Linked DNA regions of Homo sapiens: region 1 is linked to region 2. A link is a loop called in an ENCODE intact Hi-C map of the cell type or tissue named here. Cell type or tissue: endothelial cell of umbilical vein. All regions are shown on one strand. Links, peaks and the distances in the headings refer to the core of each region. The heading gives the core; the rest is flanking DNA. Region 1 has its middle 28 kb from the start of MRM1. Region 2 overlaps ACACA (acetyl-CoA carboxylase alpha).

What was found. A loop is a pair of places that touch in the nucleus more often than their neighbours do. Peaks named below come from ENCODE experiments on the same cell type or tissue, not always from the same donor. Only the 100,000 strongest peaks of a DNase experiment are listed, where the experiment ranks them.
Region 1: it touches region 2 in a loop (16-fold over the local background); 23 of 110 quality-filtered maps call a loop at or near these places.

Annotation. Positions count from the first base shown.
Region 1 is chr17:36,627,822-36,630,729 of GRCh38, forward strand. It overlaps a transcript of MRM1 not described here. Among named protein-coding and RNA genes, the nearest start is that of MRM1, 28 kb to the left of the region's middle. In endothelial cell of umbilical vein, for the core only: a CTCF peak has its summit at 1,643 (motif pointing right); a DNase peak (open chromatin) is centred at 1,640.
Region 2 is chr17:37,372,062-37,374,969 of GRCh38, forward strand. All of the region lies in intron 1 of ACACA (acetyl-CoA carboxylase alpha), which reads right to left. Among named protein-coding and RNA genes, the nearest start is that of C17orf78, 2.5 kb to the right of the region's middle. In endothelial cell of umbilical vein, for the core only: a CTCF peak has its summit at 1,646; a DNase peak (open chromatin) is centred at 1,660.

The DNA of each region.
Region 1 (2,908 bases), core at 153-2,652, 740 kb before region 2:
CGCCACCACGCCCAGCTGATTTTTTTGTATTTTTAGTAGAGATAGGGTATCGCCATGTTGGCCAGGCTGGTCTTGAAATCCTGACCTCAAGTGATCTGCCCACCTCAGCCTCTCAAAGTGTTGGGATTACAGGTGTGAGCCACTGCGCCCAGCCTGGACATATTTTTGAACATCAACAGGGCCTCCCTAGCTGTTATAGTAATAAGTTCTATTTTTTGAGGGCCTACTGTGTTTTATACTCTTTATGAATGCCTTTGCAAATGCCCTCTCTCTAATCCCTTTAACAATTGTGCAAGTCAGGAGCTTCAATACCATTTTACTGAGAGAGAAAATGTGTATGTATATATTTTGAGTCTGGGTCCCCCTATGTTGCTCAGGCTGGTCTCAAACTCCTGGCCTCAAGCAATCCTCTGGCCTTGGCCTCTCAAAGTGCTAGGATTATAGGCACGAGCCACTGCACCTGGCCAAAATGTATGTTTTGGCAGGGCTAGAAACATGTGTTGGTTCAGCTCCTGGATTGCAGAACAGGCTTCTCTAACTGTGCCTGGGAACATTCAGTTCAGCTGCAGGCAGATACACACTTGCCATGGGCTCAAAACTGGGCTGGGCTTCCGGAGGGGAAGAAGAGAGAAACAGAGACCCTAGGAAGCTCCGAGTCATGGATCAGGTGGGTGGGAGTAGATGGATATAACCATGGAAAATGGACATGCAGGATGCAGTGTGAGATGCAAGGTGCAGTGTGGCCAGTGCTCCGAGACCAAGAGAATGATGGAGACCCTGTGCCAGGTGCTGCAGAAGCGGACCCCCAGAGAGACACTGACTCAGCGATGGAGGCCCTGAGAGAGATGAGGAGGATGAGACTGGCAGTTACTGAGCCTCTGATAAGCAGCTGACACTTTGCTGAGTGCTTCAAACTTGTTATTTCACACAATGCTCATCACAACCCCATTTTACAGATGGGGAAAGTAAGGCTTAGAAATTTCAAGTGAATTTCTCAAGGTTACACAGCTCATGTAGAGCCAGGATTCAAACCCAGATCAGCCTGACCTCCCTGCCTGGACTTAGTGGTCTTTTGACTCCATCAGGCTGATCAAGGATGGAGAGAGAGAGAGAGGAGAGTGAGTGAGAGAGAGAAAGAGAGAGAGAGAGACCCATGAAACAGATTGAGCAAGGCATGGAGTGCAGGCTTCATGCACACGGTGGGGCCTCTTCTGGGTCTGACAATGCCTTAGCCCCTGTTCTTTGAGGCTCTTGTTTAAGATTTGCCAAAAAGAGGTCACCCAAATTATGGCCGATTTAGAAAGTTTACTTTTCACCAGTGCACACAAAATAGTGCAAAGAGATTAGGCTCTTCGAAAGGTCATTTTAAGCCTTTCAAATAGTGACAGGGCCCTGCAGGCAGTGTCATCCTACATTCTCACACTGCAAGGGGACTGCCCTCGCTGGATTCTAGGGTCTCTCCCATGACTGGAGGAAAAGTGTCATCTGGACACTATGTCAGAAGTCTAGATTTGGCGCCCTCTGTGAGTCTGAGGGCGTCTCCCCTTCTGCACCCGGCCACCCCCATGAGAGGTCCTGCCAAGTGGGTGAGCTGCGGCGGCAGGCAGGGGTGCAGTGCCCATCATTCACACTAGATGGCGCTCTGACATTGGACAATCCTCTGAGCATGTGGCTGCCTAGTGGCCAGAGGGCAGGGCTGGATGGCTTTGAGGGGAGGCTGGTCTCACTGGACCTGACACCCCGACCTAGGGTAGGCCAAGGGGCGCCGGAGATGTCAGAAGCCAGGCTGGGGACCAGGAACTCTGCTCCTCCACCCGTGACTCCTGGTCATTCTTGGGTCGGGGCTGAAAGCGGGGCAGTGGGAGGAGCAGAGGGACCAGAGGGCAGCTGGAGGGGAGGGATGGGGTGGGGGGGGGCACATCAGCAGGCCCTGGTGGGGCAGCCCGGCACCCCTCAGCCAGTTAAGGGCCTGGGGAAGGTTGTCCTCTCATTGACCACTAAAGCCTAGGGCTGTAGACCTGGGGTCTCCCAGGAGTGGTTTGGCCATCTGCCTTGCCCTTGGACAAGGGGGCTGGGTAAGAGGCATGGGGGCTTGTTTACAATGCCTGCAGCTGGTAGGAAAGGAAGCCTTGGCAGATGTGACTGAAGGATCAGCTTTGCTTGGAGAGCAAGACCCAGGCACAGGACCTAAAGGCCTCAGGTTTGTGTCCCTGTTTAGGCATGTGACCTTGGGCAAGCCACTAAGACCTCTGCTTCCTAATCGTTTCTGCTTTCAGAGTTGGGAACCTTGAATGAGATCATGCACACAAAGGCACTCAGCACACCAAATGCAGGGCATCCCTCCTGTCCTGCCAGTTTGCGGAAGTGGCATCTTGCATTATTTCCCTGCCTGCAGGCCCAGTAAACACTCAGTGCTGTTGAGTGATTGGTGCCTGGGGGTGGAGGCAGCTGGAATTGGCAGTGTTCCAAAAGGGGCCTCCAAACCTTGTACTTGGGGGAGTATCCTTGAGAGACCCCGTCCTCAGATGTCCACATTTTCCCTGTTTGGAAATGCATGCCTTGGAGCTGGGCCTGACTGCTCCGCTTGCCCGCTCTTTGTCTCGTCCGTTGTCTGGGGCTCTGCGGGATCTAGAGAGAAAGAAAGGAAATCCCCAGCACTTGCTTGTGGGACAAGAAAGCAGAGGGGTGGGCTTTTCAGGGGACCTCTTCTCCAGCAGTCTGCTTGCCTACTTCCCTCACATCTGGTGCCAGGGGCGGAAACTGAGGCAAGGGAGAACCTTAAGGACAAACTACAAATCCCTGAATGCTAATAGGGATAGGAGAGTGAGGTGGTGAATTGACTTCCCGGTCCCATTGCAGGGACTGAGGGGGTCTGTAACCCTCGACTCCTGGGGGAGAGGTCTCGAAT
Region 2 (2,908 bases), core at 284-2,783:
TTTTTAAATTTAAAAACAAACCAAAACAAATGAACAAAATGGCATGCAGCCTTTAAAAAGCAGTAGCATAAGCCAGACGCAGTAGTTCACGCCTGTAATCCCAGCACTTTGGGAGGCCAAGGCAGGTGGATCACGAGGTCAGGAGATCAAGACCATCCTGGCTAACACGGTGAAACCCCATCTCTACTAAAAATACAAAAAATTAGCCAAGCGTGGTGGCGGGCACCTGTAGTCCCAGCTACTTGGGAGGCTGAGGCAGGAGAATGGTGTGAACCCAGGAGGCGGAGCTTGCAGTGAGCCGAGATCGCGCCACTGCACTCCAGCCTGGGCGACAGAGCGAGACTCTGTCTCGAAAAAAAAAAAAAAAAAGAGTAGCATAGTGTGCAGGTACAATAATTTTAAAGCTAGAAGAGGCCTTGTAAGCCATTTTGTCTAACCACCTCATTACAGAAACCGAAATAGAGGCCAAGAGAAGACAAGTGACCTGTTCAAATTGATTTAGTCAATTAAAGAGCCTAGGGTAGGCCTCCTGGCTTCCTGTCAAGTGCTCCTTCTGCAGACCCATCCTGATTCATCCATTTGGTCCTAGTTCCTACTCTCTTCCAACGCCATATCTCTGAACTGCATATGTCATAAAACTCATAACTTTTTTCCTGCTAAATTTGATGTTTTTGTTGTGGGAAAAGGAGATCAGAAGAGATATACTCTGCTCCACTGATATTCCAAATGCTTAGAAAGTCAGTCAAAATATCTAGGAGTAGAGAAATAGTCTATTAGAAATAATAGAAACATGGATCTATTTGTCTACACTTGGATTTTTTTTTTTTTTGGTGGGGGAGGATGGAGTCTCGCACTGTCACCCAGGCTGGAGTGCAGTGGTGCAATCTCGGCTCACTGCAACCTCCGCCTCCCGGGTTCAAGTGATTCTCTTGCCTCAGCCTCCCAAGTAGCTGGGACTATAGGCATGTGCCACGACGCCCAGATAATTTTTGTATTTTTGGTGGAGATGGGGTTTCACCATGTTGGCCAGGCTGGTCTTGAACTCCTGACCTCGTGATCCACCTGACTCAGCCTCCCAAAGTGCTGGGATTATGGGCGTGAGCCACGGTGCCCGGCCTACTCCTGGATATTTTGACTGCAGCTCTTCCACCGCTCTGCCCCCGACAGTATGGCCTACTCCAATATGCAGGCTGACTTTTTTTTTTAAATGGAGTCTTGCTCTGTCGCTTAGGATGGAGAGCAGTGGTGTGCTGTTGGCTCACCACAACCTCTGCTTCCTGAGTTCAAATGATTCTCCTGTCTCAGCCTCCCAAGTAGCTGGGATTAGAGACATGCGCTACCACTCCTGGCTAATTTTGTATTTTTAGTAGAGACAGGGTTTAACCTTGTTAGTCAAGCTGGTCTTGAACTCCTGACCTCAAGTGTCCACCCGCCTTGGCCTCCCAACGTGCTGGGATTACAGGTGTGAACTACCGTGCCTGGCCCAGGCTGACTTTAGAGTCTTTAAGTTACAAAAGAAAAGGGTAGGGTCTGCGAGGTGATCAAAGAAAACTCTTAGACTTCATCTTTCGCCAAGCACAAGGTCTCTTTTGGGAAAAGTGAGCTCTTTTGCCACCTTGTGACACTGGATGAGAACAGCAAGCCCTCAGATCAATTCCTACTCCTGCTCCAAGGTGGCAGCATTGTACCGTGGCATCTAGGAACTAATGTACAGAGAGTTTCAAATAGAGCAACAGGAGGGAAGGTGATAATACCTCAGGGGAGCAGAGAATCATGTCATCATGTTAAGGAAATAGTAAGCAAAAATCACAAAACCCAAGGAAGGCAATGGAGCCCCTCTGCCCTAACCACCTCCTCTGCTAAGAGAAGCAGGCAGCCAGAGGCAAGAGGGTGGGGAGGATGAATAAAGATTTCCTTGGACCAATAAAGATGTGAGGCATTTATGTTCCCTCTAGTCAGTGGCCTCATTTCTCTGCTTTCTTTCTCATAGCAAAACTTTTTTAAAAAGTTTTCTAGTCTGGGTGCAGTGGCTCACACCTGTAACCCCAGCAATTTGGGAGGCCAAGGTGGGCAGATTACTGGAGCTCAGGAGTTTGAGACCAACCTGGGCAACACAGTGAGACTGTGTCTCTACAAAACATAGCCCATCTCCAAAATAAAACAAGACCAAAGAAGCTGTAGAGTTTGATAAAGATGGGGTAGATCTTTATTCTCTTTTTTTTCTTTTCTTTTTTTTTTTTTTGAGACGGAGTTTCGCTCTTGTTGCCCAGGCTGGAGTGCAATGGTGCAATCTCGGCTCACTGCAACCTCCACCTCCCAGGTTCAAGCGATTCTCCTACCTCAGCCTCCCAAGTAGCTGGGATTACAAACATGCGCCACCATGCCCAGCTAATTTTTGTACTTTCAGTAGAGATGGAGTTTCTCCATGTTGGTCAGGCTGGTCTCGAACTCCCGACCTCAGGTCATCCACCCGCCTCAGCCACCCAAAGTGCTGGGATTACAGGCGTGAGCCACCGCGCCCGGCCCTTCATTCTCTTTTATGCTCCATCTATCTATGCCATGACAAAGTCTACAGATTATTACACTAGACACTAAAAAAATACAAATTTGGAAAAATCTTCAACAACAGTTATCTGTCTAGGAAAACCTTCCCAAGCCACAGACAGTACCACTCACCTGCCGTATTTAGCTCTTCCTCACAACCTCTCAGCCCAATGGTCATCAGAATGTTGTCCACCAATACTCACTTCACTATTCAGGAGTGTGAAGATGTGCAAAACTCAATAGGTATGTCTGTGCTAATGTGAGTTTATATATATAACTGGATTAATTCTAGAGATCATATGGTTCACGGCCGGCTGGGGTGGCTCACGGCTGTAATCCCAGCACTTTGGGAGGCCGATGGGGG